Linked DNA regions of Homo sapiens: regions 2, 3 and 4 are each linked to region 1. Evidence: chromatin contacts called from ENCODE Hi-C or POLR2A ChIA-PET data. All regions are on one chromosome and are shown on one strand. Each heading gives the region's core, a stretch centred on a gene start or an enhancer-like site at or near the end of the contact. The rest is flanking DNA. Distances are from core to core; before and after follow the strand shown.

Evidence for each region. A loop is a pair of places that touch in the nucleus more often than their neighbours do. ChIA-PET counts read pairs that join two places held with the same protein, here RNA polymerase II (POLR2A). Pooled maps may share reads with other maps.
Region 2: a loop to region 1 is called in a pooled map, with 4 times the contacts of the local background. The contact joins the promoter of JOSD1 here to the promoter of GCAT in region 1. A Hi-C loop is called at or near these places in 1 of 37 single-sample maps with no recorded cell type and 8 of 50 pooled maps. POLR2A ChIA-PET finds 5 or more read pairs at or near these places in 1 of 52 experiments (HepG2).
Region 3: a pooled map shows a loop between it and region 1 (5-fold over the local background). The contact joins the promoter of FAM227A here to the promoter of GCAT in region 1. A Hi-C loop is called at or near these places in 1 of 37 single-sample maps with no recorded cell type and 6 of 50 pooled maps. POLR2A ChIA-PET finds 5 or more read pairs at or near these places in 2 of 52 experiments (activated CD4-positive, alpha-beta T cell and activated CD8-positive, alpha-beta memory T cell).
Region 4: a loop to region 1 is called in a map of CD8-positive, alpha-beta T cell, with 4 times the contacts of the local background. The contact joins the promoter of TPTEP2-CSNK1E here to the promoter of GCAT in region 1. A Hi-C loop is called at or near these places in 1 of 168 maps with a recorded cell type or tissue (CD8-positive, alpha-beta T cell), 1 of 37 single-sample maps with no recorded cell type and 11 of 50 pooled maps. POLR2A ChIA-PET finds 5 or more read pairs at or near these places in 2 of 52 experiments (BJ and HEK293T).

What each region holds. Positions count from the first base shown.
Region 1 is chr22:37,806,639-37,809,203 of GRCh38, forward strand. GCAT (glycine C-acetyltransferase) reads left to right here and starts at 1,296. Exons shown (of 9, transcript NM_014291.4): 1 at 1,296-1,525. The coding sequence starts at 1,330. It overlaps H1-0 (H1.0 linker histone), which reads left to right. Exons shown (of 1, transcript NM_005318.4): 1 at 1-794. RefSeq lists a silencer at 1,111-1,400.
Region 2 is chr22:38,699,668-38,702,232 of GRCh38, forward strand. It overlaps JOSD1 (Josephin domain containing 1), which reads right to left and starts at 1,276. Exons shown (of 5, transcript NM_001360236.2): 1 at 1,133-1,276; 2 at 136-951. The coding sequence starts at 320. RefSeq lists a silencer at 783-1,742.
Region 3 is chr22:38,655,101-38,657,665 of GRCh38, forward strand. FAM227A (family with sequence similarity 227 member A) reads right to left here and starts at 1,292. Exons shown (of 17, transcript NM_001013647.2): 1 at 1,020-1,292. It overlaps CBY1 (chibby 1, beta catenin antagonist), which reads left to right and starts at 1,538. Exons shown (of 5, transcript NM_015373.4): 1 at 1,538-1,650.
Region 4 is chr22:38,397,631-38,400,195 of GRCh38, forward strand. It overlaps TPTEP2-CSNK1E (TPTEP2-CSNK1E readthrough), which reads right to left and starts at 1,285. Exons shown (of 15, transcript NM_001289912.2): 1 at 808-1,285. It also overlaps the pseudogene TPTEP2. RefSeq lists an enhancer at 14-797 and a silencer at 1,063-1,342.

The DNA of each region.
Region 1 (2,565 bases), core at 46-2,545:
AAAAAACCGCCACCGGGCTGACTTCCACCTCCCAGTGGTGAGCAGTGGGGGCCCAAACCCAGTTTCCTTCTCATTTTTGTTAGTTTGCGCTTTCGGCCTCCCTATTTTCTTAGGGAAGGGGAGTGGGGTCCAAGTGACAGCTGGATGGGAGAAGCCATAGTTTCTCCCAGTCAGCTAGGATGTAGCCATTGGGGGATCTTTGTGGCTTCAGCAAATTCTCTTGTTAAACCGGAGTGAAAACTTCAGGGGAAGGGTGGGGAGTCAGCCAAGTGCCTCAGTGTGCCCTGTTGAAACTTAGGTTTTTCCACGCAATCGATGGATTGTGTCCTAGGAAGACTTTTCTTTTCCTCTGGATTTTTGTTCCTCCTGTACAAGAGGTGTCTTTGCTTGGTTTGGTGGGGCTGCGGCCACTTAAAACCTCCCGATCTCTTTTTGAGTCCTTTATTATAAGTAGTTGTAGCTGCGGGAGGGGGAGGGGGAGTGGGCGGGCAGTGGATAGTAAGACTTACTGCAGTCGATTTGGGATTTGCTAAGTAGTTTTACAGAGCTAGATCTGTGTGCATGTGTGTGTTTGTGTATATATACATATCTAGGGCTAGTACTTAGTTTCACACCCGGGAGCTGGGAGAAAAAACCTGTACAGTTGTCTTTCTCTTATTTTTAATAAAATAGAAAAATCGCGCACTTGCGCGTCCCCCCCCCACCCCCTTTTTTAAACAAGTGTTACTTGTGCCGGGAAAATTTTGCTGTCTTTGTAATTTTAAAACTTTAAAATAAATTGGAAAAGGGAGAAACTGAGCGGTGTATTTTTCCTCACTTTGAAGACTGGAGAATGAATGCGGAGCGGTTAGGCGGGCAGGCAGTGGGGACATCTGGGGCGTTTGCACCTGAGAATGGCGGGGGAGGGTTCAGGAGCTGGACAGAAGCCAGGAATCCTTAGTCCCGGAGGCTGCGGAACGTGCCTTAGCCGGCTTCTAGGCTTCTGCCTTTGGGGTCCAGAGGGTACCCCATTTCCGGCCGAGAGGTGAGTACGTGGGAATGCGGTGGGGAGTCTGGTGGGCTTGGCCCTGACGCGACTTCCTCCGCCCCCTTCCCTCCCCTCTGCCATCCGGACTTCGGCAGTCTCAACTTACAAGTCAAGCCTCTCGGTCCCTGGCGGATCCCGCCAGGCCCCGCCCACCCGTCCTAGGCCCGCCTCCCCGCCTTTTTAAGCGAGCCCCCCTAGCTCCGATTGGCTGCTGGAGCCCGGCCCCCGGCCACGCGACCAGGCTGCGTCCGCGATGCGCACGGCTCCCAGGCAGGCAGGCGCGCTCGGGCGAGGTAGGAGCGATGTGGCCTGGGAACGCCTGGCGCGCCGCACTCTTCTGGGTGCCCCGCGGCCGCCGCGCACAGTCAGCGCTGGCCCAGCTGCGTGGCATTCTGGAGGGGGAGCTGGAAGGCATCCGCGGAGCTGGCACTTGGAAGAGTGAGCGGGTCATCACGTCCCGTCAGGGGCCGCACATCCGCGTGGACGGCGTCTCCGGAGGTAACGCTCCGTTCCGGGAGTCGTTCCAAGACCTTTCCCGAGCTTGCGCTGGAATGGAGGTCCTGGAGGTGGGGGTGGGCGGCTCCTACACTCTTAGCTACTGTTCCCCTTCGCATCTCTCAGGGCGACTTTATGGCTTCCTAATATTGACTCTTGCCTGGTTAAACCCTTTTGACGGAGGGAGGCGATTTGCCCAGCAAGAAAACCCGCATTTCTTGAGCGGCTCCTTTGTGAAGGTCTCTACCAATTGTTGCTGCACGTGAACTCCTGCTAACTTCTAGACGCAGGAATGACTAATTCCACTTTACAAACGAAGAGGCTGAAATCCACAGATGTGAAATGGCTTGCCCAAAAGCCCCCAGCTAGCTGCAGGCAGCGCTGGAATATTGGAGCTGGAACATTGCCTGACTGGCCAGAGAGGACAGCTTGCTGGGTAAACTCATAGCAAGCAAGGGGTCCCAGGGCTGCCACAGAAATCACATGATGAGTTGGCCCTGCCAGGTCTCCCTCATTTCTTTCTTTCCTTTTTTTTTTCTGAGATGGAGTCTCGTCTTGCTCTGTCGCCCAGGCTGGAGTGCAGTGGCGAGATCTCGGTTCACTGCAACCTCTGCCTCCCGGGTTCAAGCGATTTTCATGCCTCAGCCTCCCAAGTAGCTGGGACTACAGGCACGTGCCAGCACACCCGGCTAATTTTTGTATTTTTAGTGGAGACTGGGTTTCACCATGTTGGCCAGGCTGGTCTCGAACTCCTGACCTCAAGTGATCCTCCCGCCTCAGCCTCCCAAAGTGTTGGGATTACAGGCGTGAGCCACCACTCCCAGCCCTCCCTCATTTCACTCTAACCAGTGGTTACACCTGACTTATTCGTGTCAGGCCTCAGGTGAGTGGTAATCATCAACAAGCTCCCAAAGCTGCCTTCTGCCCAGGAAATAGGCATAGAACCCTTGGTGCTGTTGCACTCATTTGTAAAACAGAGGTCCCAGGTAATCCCTTCTCTCCCTCAGGGGAAGCTTAGAGCCGGTCAAAAGATGGGAAATTAG
Region 2 (2,565 bases), core at 26-2,525, 890 kb after region 1:
CTTGTGTCCCTTATACCTGCTAACGCAATCTAGCTAATACCTACAGCTTTGAAGGTTTATGAAGCTGAGACACTGCCCCACCCACAGAAATCCAGAAATATCAGTATCAAGATGCCAAGGAGAAGGGTCCCCTACCTCTGGAAAATCTCTTGCAGCGTATCCCGGGTGAAGGCATTGCTGTCCTGGAAGACGTTATTGAGGGCGTGGAGGGCACAAAGCTCCCTGCGCTGTTTCTCATGGTAGATTTGTGGGGGTGCTGCCTGGGGCAGCTCCAATGATTCAGATTTGGCCTTGTCTCCTTTCCATGGCACACAACTCATGTTTTTTGTTTTAGGTTCCAGAGATGGCTATAAACACCCCACTCTTCCCTCTAGAGGAAGAATGTAAGCTTCTCAGTCTTTTCCGGATTCCTGAGGTCCACCTTATTCTCTGGTGTCCATGATTTATGCTTTGTCACTGGGAGAAAAGATTGGAATCAAAAGGAAAAAAATAAAACCCACCTCTTCTCTCTTCTCAATAGAAAAATAACTTTTGGATTACTTTTATTTTGCTACCACTGTCAAAGTGCAGAATTTAAAAAAACACATAAAATGTAAGACCTTGTTTCCGTTTCCCCACCCTTCCCTCCCACCCCCCTCCAAAATCCCCACGATTTTCTTGCTGTTTCCCTCTGCAAATGCCAGGCCTCAAAGCAGGAGGACCGAACACAATCGGTCACATCGCTCCTTTTCTTCCATTTCTTTTGAACCACGACGCCAATGACTCGGGAGACAAGGCCTGGGTGACGGATAAATTTAGCGCACGAGTCGAGTAGCTAGCGCGGGCCGGCAGGCGTGGGACCGCGAGCCGCGCGGGGGCCTCGGGGGCAGCCCTCCATCCCCTCGGGTACGGTGGGGCCCGCAGGGCGCGGCTCCCTCGGAAGGCGCGGATTCTAGCCCTCTGGCCGCGGCCCTGCGGAGGAGGAGACAACTCCGGTCAGCGGCGAGCGGGCGCGGGAAGTGAGCGGCGGGGCCGGCCCCTGCCCGAGGGAAGGTTCCGCGCGGCGAAGGGCTGGCCCGCGAGGGGTGGGGCCGGACAGTCAGCCTCGCGCTCCCGGGCCCGCGCCCACCCGGCTCGCAGCCCCTACACAAACCTCCCCGCCCGTCACGTGAGCGCAGGCCCAGACGCCCTCCCGCCGCGCCCCCGGCCGCAGACCCCAGGGCCGCCGGGACTGCTCGCCGCTGGCGGTCCCCTCACCGCAGCCGGCCGCCACCTGGAGTGCGCGCCGCCAACTGGGCCGTGCGGGCGGGCGCGCGCACCTGAGCCCGACGTCAGCGGCCCCCGCCCGGCGCGTGCTCCGGAAACGCCCTCCCGCGCCGTCCTCACTCCTCCCAGCCGTGGCGTCACGCCTGACGTAAGTCTGACGTCATCGGCACCGGCCTGGGAGCCGCAGACGCCGGGCGTGTAGGGGCGCAGTTCAACGGTTGGGGTGTTGCAAAGGCCGTGGGTGTGGGGCTGCGGGCTGCGCACCTCGGCGGCGGCCGGCAGGGTTGGGGTCCAGCCGCTCCGCTCGGCGCGGCCCCTGGCGGGGCGGCCTGAGGGAGTCCTACCTGGACGCCAGCCTGCCCTTCTCCCGGGCGTGGGCGTTGTTTCGGGGCGGCAGCCAGGCCAGCGGCTGCAGTCCGCGGCTTTCAGCACCCCTCCCTTCTCTGTGCCGGGCTTTTCGGCCGAACGTTCTCGCTCCTTCTGCGTTGACTGTTTTATGTGTGGTTAACGCGCGGCTCACCAGGGGGGATTTTGAAGCACCTGATTCGGTCGGGCGCAAATTGCCTTGGTTAGTGGGCCCGACCGTGCCGCACTGTCCAGGGAGCGTCAAGGGTAGGTGTCTCGCTGGGAGTCACATTTCAAGTGGAAAGGAGAATCCTGTTGCAGTTCCTTGGTGTCGCATTTCGGTTCACTACACACAAGCCACTGCCTTCTTGCCTGGGGGCTCCCCGCTCTTCTCACGGTGGCTTTCCTCTCTGCAGAGACCTCTGCGCGAGGTATACCTAAGCGCATTGTGTGCGTCTTCGGGAAAAGGCGAAAACTACTCGCAGTCCCACGTGGATTTCATTTTTTCCCCTTTACCTACTCTTAGGGTGCGTGGTAGGCATCATTATCCACCTTAGCTGCCCTTCTTTTGGGTTTTCTGTAAAACTGGAAAAACGAGAAGAAACTGTTGCACTTCAAATTTAGTTGTTTTGTTTTGTTTTTTGGAGACGGAGTTTCGCTCTTGTTGCCCAGACTGGAGTGCAATGGCATGATCTCCGCTCACCGCAACGTCCGCCTCCCGGGTTCAAGCAATTCTCCTGCCTCAGCCTCCCGAGTAGCTGGGATTGCAGGCATGCGCCACCACGCCCGGCTAATTTTGTGTGTTTAGTAGAGGGGTTTCTTCATGTTGGTCAGGCTGGTCTCGAACTCCCGACCTCAGGTGATCCACCCGCCTTGGCCTCCCAAGGTGTTGGGATTACAGAAGTGAGCCACCGTGCCCGGCCTTTTTTTTTTTTTTTTTTTTTAAGATGGAGTTTAACTTTTGTCGCCCAGGCT
Region 3 (2,565 bases), core at 42-2,541, 850 kb after region 1:
CTGCACTCCAGCCTGGGCGACAGAGCGAGACTCTGTCTCGAAAAAAAAAAAAAGTAAAATTTTTTTAAAGTAAAGCAATAAAAGAATGGCTACTCCATAGATAGAACAGCCAAGAGTAAAATTTTAATTTTAATTAATTCAAATTTTGGCCAGGCGCAGTGGCCCGCACCTGTAATACCAGCACTTTGGGAGGCCGAGTCAAGCAGATCACCTGAGGTCAGGAGTTCGAGACCAGCCTGGCCAACATGGTGAAACGCCATCTCTACTAAAAATACAAAAAATTAGCCGGGCATGGTGGTGGGTGCCTGTAATTCCAGCTACTTGGGAGGTGAACACAGCAGAATCGCTTGAACCCGGGAGGCCGAGATCATGCCACTGCAATCCCAGCCTGGGCAACAGAGTGAGACTCTGTCTTAAAAAAAAAAAAAATTAAATTTTTAAATGGAAGCAGTGCAAATTTAGAAATACTGATTATATCTTGAAATAGTAATGTTTTGGACATATGGAGTTTAAAACATTACTCAAATTAATTTCACTTGGCTTTCTTTTTTACTTTTTAAAAAATGTGGCTACTAGAAAATTCCAAATCACATATGTGGCCTGCTTTATGTTTCTATTGCACAATGCTAAGCCAGATTGTGAAGATTTTAGTTCTAGGACATGGAAGTCTCCCCTCTTTTAATGCAGGGTGGTGTAGTTGGAAGAGAACTGCGCTTGGAGTCAAAGACCCCTGGGTCCTGCCCCTCACTGGATGCCCTGATACACCCACTAGGCAGCCGGTAAACTCCTTGAACGGCCTAAGTTTCTGCACTTATCAGACGGAACCAATAACACACGCTTTTAGGACTCTAGGAGATCTGGAGTTGATTCTCCAGTAGTTCTCTGTCCCTTCCTCACAATGCAACCTTTAAGTAGTCCCTGGGCCTCAGCTTCCCTTGCTTGTAGAAGCCGCCATAACGGCACGGGGAGGGGGCAGGCTGCCAGAGGTGGGTCATGGTGCGTCTGTCCGTCCGTCTTACCTGAAAGCATCGGCGGAATTTGACGAACCCGGGGCCGGTCCCGCCACGGGTCCCTCAGGGGACCCCGCAAAGTTCTGGGTCGGCCCCCGACAGCCGGTGCCCCCAAACTCACAGCAAGGGGTGCCCTTTGCCTTGTGCTGGGGGATGAGGAGGGGAGTTGGGGAGAGGCCCATTTTGCTACTCTGAGTCCAGGCGTTCTCTAGGCAACGCCGGCGCGGTCTCCACTTTCCCGTTTAGCATAACAATGGAACCTTCGTGAGCCGCCGCGTTGTCCGCGAGATGCCGTTTCTATGGTGACAGCCGGGCCGGGGGCCCAGACCAATGTGTCAGTGGAGAGGGTGAATGCAGGTCCTGGTCCTAGAGGCATGAAAAGGACCCCAGAAGACACTGCCTTTGTATAATCCGTTTGCTATCCCGAGGTGATTCACGGAGTTTCTGGGGATTGGCGCAGGCTGGCGCTGGGAACCCCCGCGCCGGTTACCCCTTTCCTCGGTGGTAGAGGCCGGGCGGGGCAGCGCATGCGCGTGGCGGGCAGGCGGCAGGAGGCGGGTGGGTCAAGGTAACTCTGGGCTACAGAGTCCTTGCTGGGGGTTCGGGGAGCGCTTGGACCCCGGCTTCTGGGACGCGTCAGGTACGTCTCCGAGTCCGGCGTCGCCGGCCAGCGCTGCCTGGGTTCACTCGGGGGCCCGAGCTGAGTAGGACGTCCGGGCCTCGCCTGGAGAGAGGCTTCAGGAGGGCCTGGGGAAGGGGACGGAGGCCGGGCGACCCCGGGCGGTGGCCGCCCTCCTCTGTGTGTCTCCGCGGTTGTGAATTGGGGCGGTAATTCCTCCCCGTAGGTCGCCGTGAAGATGATTGCATGAGATCGTGCGTGTGAACGTTTGTTGACAGCTGTTACTTGAGTCCGACAGCCCTGGGGGCCGTGCATCTGCGTAACATGGCTACCTCTGAACTCCTTGGGGGACACGTATATCTTTGAGAATCCGATGAAAACCAGAGATTCCGCCCTTGTTTTCTTAGAATTAAAGTAAGATAATATATTTTATGGCCTGTTGCAAACGGAAAACCTTTACACAATGATTAGTGATTAGTATCAGTATCTGTGGACTGGGAAGGCTCTACTTACTCGATCCTCTTCCCAGGGTCGTTGTGAGGATCAAGTGCACAGCTTCCTATAAACACTAAAACACTATAACATCTTGTGAGCCAGGTACTATTATTATTCCTCAGTGCAAAGAAAGAAGCCGAAGTCCAAGGGGGATAAATGCTGGGGTCCCACTGTGGGTGAGCCGCAGAGTGATCATTGGAAGCCAGGTGCTCCCCCTTCACTTCCTGTGTGCGGAGCACGCTCGCCCTGGGAGTTTCACTAGAAAGAAGGTTGCCATGGGCCAGTGGGACAGCTTGTATCTCAAGTGCACGCGGATGCCCCAGAATCCCAGGATCTCAGCTGAGCTGTTTGTGGATTATTAGATCTGACTTAAAAGGTAGCTAATCCAGACCCTTCCTCATCTGTAATACATGGATGACAGCTCCCAGCTGTAGTGTTATG
Region 4 (2,565 bases), core at 35-2,534, 590 kb after region 1:
ACAATTGAGTTGTAAAGATATTCTTTAAGTGTTTATAGAACATTAAGACTTAAGAAAAATCTTTAAAATTAGAGGAGGGAAAAAAAAGCCACCTTATCGCACACATCCAGGAAACGCAGCCCCGTGCATCCCTGCTCAGGGATAAGCAGGCGCCCCAGGACTCCCGGGGACAGATTTTTGGGCACCCGAGGGAGTCACCCGGCGCACCTCGGGGTCCGCGGAGAGGCCCAGCCCCTCCCGCGGTCCCTTAGACGCGCCCTCCGCCTGGCCCGTGTGGACCGTCCCGGCCATTGTTTACGGGGGAAGCCTGTCCCGACGCATTGTTTTGGCCATTTCCAACTTCCCCCGGCCCTTCCCGGGGTATCGCGGGGGACCCTACGCCAACGTCCCCCCTCCGCCCGCGCCCCAAGGGCCGACTGGGCAAATTGGGAGACCCGCCCCGCGGGGCGACCCAACTTTTCGGAACAGCCCCCCACCGCCCACCCCCGCAGACCCCCGGACCCCCGCTCCCGGCGGAGATTCAGGGAACCCCGCACCCCAAGCCCTTCTGAATCGTGCGGCGTGAGTGTGACGGCCAAGAGCGGATGCAGCCCGGGATCGCCCGCACCTTCCCGCCAGCGGAAGCGCAGGAGCCGGCTGGGGAGGGGGCGCCCTAGAAAGAGCAGCTAGAAAGCTGAGACGGGGAACTGAGGTCATCCTGGGGGGGGACAAGACAACGAGAGCCGGGCGCCTCGGGGGCGGCGCGGGAGCCTCCGCAGGACCAGGCGGGCGCCCCGGCTGGCGCGGGCGGGGGGCGCCCCCCTTTACCTGTGGCTCCGGCCCCTCGGCCATTTCCTCGCGCGGCGGCTGCCGGGACTGAGCTGACTCCACTCGGGCCGGCCGGGTTTGAAAGAGGAGGAGCGGGCGCGGAGGGGAGGGGGCGGGGAGGGCGGAGGGAGGGAGGCCTCGCGCAGTTTTCTCGGCCTTTTGTGCGGACACCTCCCGGATTCCGCGCCCGCACCCGGCCCCCCAAAAGACACGGGGAGCCGCAAGCGAGGGGTGCAGCCATCTGCCGAGGCGCCTAGTGCCTTCGCGCCTCCAAGACCCCCAACAAAAAAGGAGCGTCCCGCACCCCCACCCCCGCCCGGAGGATTTAGGGGCCGGGCTCACCTCGGGCGCGGGGCTAAGTGCAGGCGCGGGGGGGGTCCCTAGAGCCGCCAGGGCGCGGCGCGTCCGGCGCTGGGGGACTGTTGGGTCAGAAAGTGTTCAGGGAGCAGCTGCTGCGCCCTCCCTCGGCCCGCCGCTCGGAGACGCCCCGCCCCGCCCCACCCCGCCCCCGCGCCCACGTGACTAGCATAGGCCCGCCCCCGCTCCGCCCCCCGCCACAGACTCCGCCTCCGGGACGCGAGCGAGCGGCGAGCGCGCGCACTCCCAGTTATCGCTCGGCGACTCCCGCGCACGCACGCGCCGTGCCACCCTCCCCGCGCCCCCCGCCCCATACCCCTACTCCCGCCATCCGATTTAACGTGGCGGGCGAGCGCCGCGGCGGTAGCCGTGACAGGTACCCGGCGGGGGGGGCGGGGGGGGCCGCGAGGGTGTGCGCAGGCGCAGACCCGGGTCCCGTCCCCGCCGCCCCCTCCTCTGCAAGGTGTGCCCGGGCGAGGGGAGGGGCCCGCGGCCCGAACTCCTGGGTCACCCCGAATTACAAACAAAACCTTAACGCCGTTGCTCGCGGGTTAGAAGGCAGCTGTGCGCGAAAAACACCTCAGATTTTCTTCAAGCGTGAGGAAGGTCGAGAAGATAAAGTTTTTAAATGAGTATCTTCAGAAAGCTATTTAATTGTTCTGATTTTTTTTTTTCTGAAAGGACTGGGCTTGCGCTATTCTAACTTGAGATTTCTAAACTTAGACTAGGTTCCAAGAATCTACTTGGTTTTGATAGAAATCCATTTGGAGGAAACCGGGGACAAAAAAAAACAAAAAACCGCTACCCTTTCCCCTCCTCCCTACGCACAACTCATTTAAATCGTTTCCCAACTGTTTTTTTTTTCTTACTGAAAAAAAGGACAAAAAAAATCCTGATTCCTAAGGCCTGTGATATTTCCCCATTTTAAGTAAGCCTCGAGGAACCACAGACATAACAAACATATCCACAATTTTTCTACCCCAAAATGCAAACTAATGCAAATGTGAAATGGATCTATGCAAGTCGCTACCAACAAAATAGCCAAATATTTGTTTTTTTACTGGCCTTCGGCATATCCAAAATGAAAAAACTTTAAAACACATCAAGAAAAGCATTTAAAATATCTATTTCCTAAATCAAAAGAAAGAACGCACTACAGAAACGATCCGGAGCTGGTGAGCAATGCAATCTTAATAAATAGGAAAAGGAATTTGAGAAGACAGCTCAGCAAAGGGGAAGAATTTGCCAAGTGTCATGTTTTGCTGTCATTTTATATATAACTACTAACCCCCCATATGGTCTGGTTAGTCTTTTTTAAAAAGGAAGCCAATCAATTACTCACAATTAATTAGCAGTGCCGGTAGATTCTTAGGCCAGCACTAAAAAACTAAATTGGGTGAA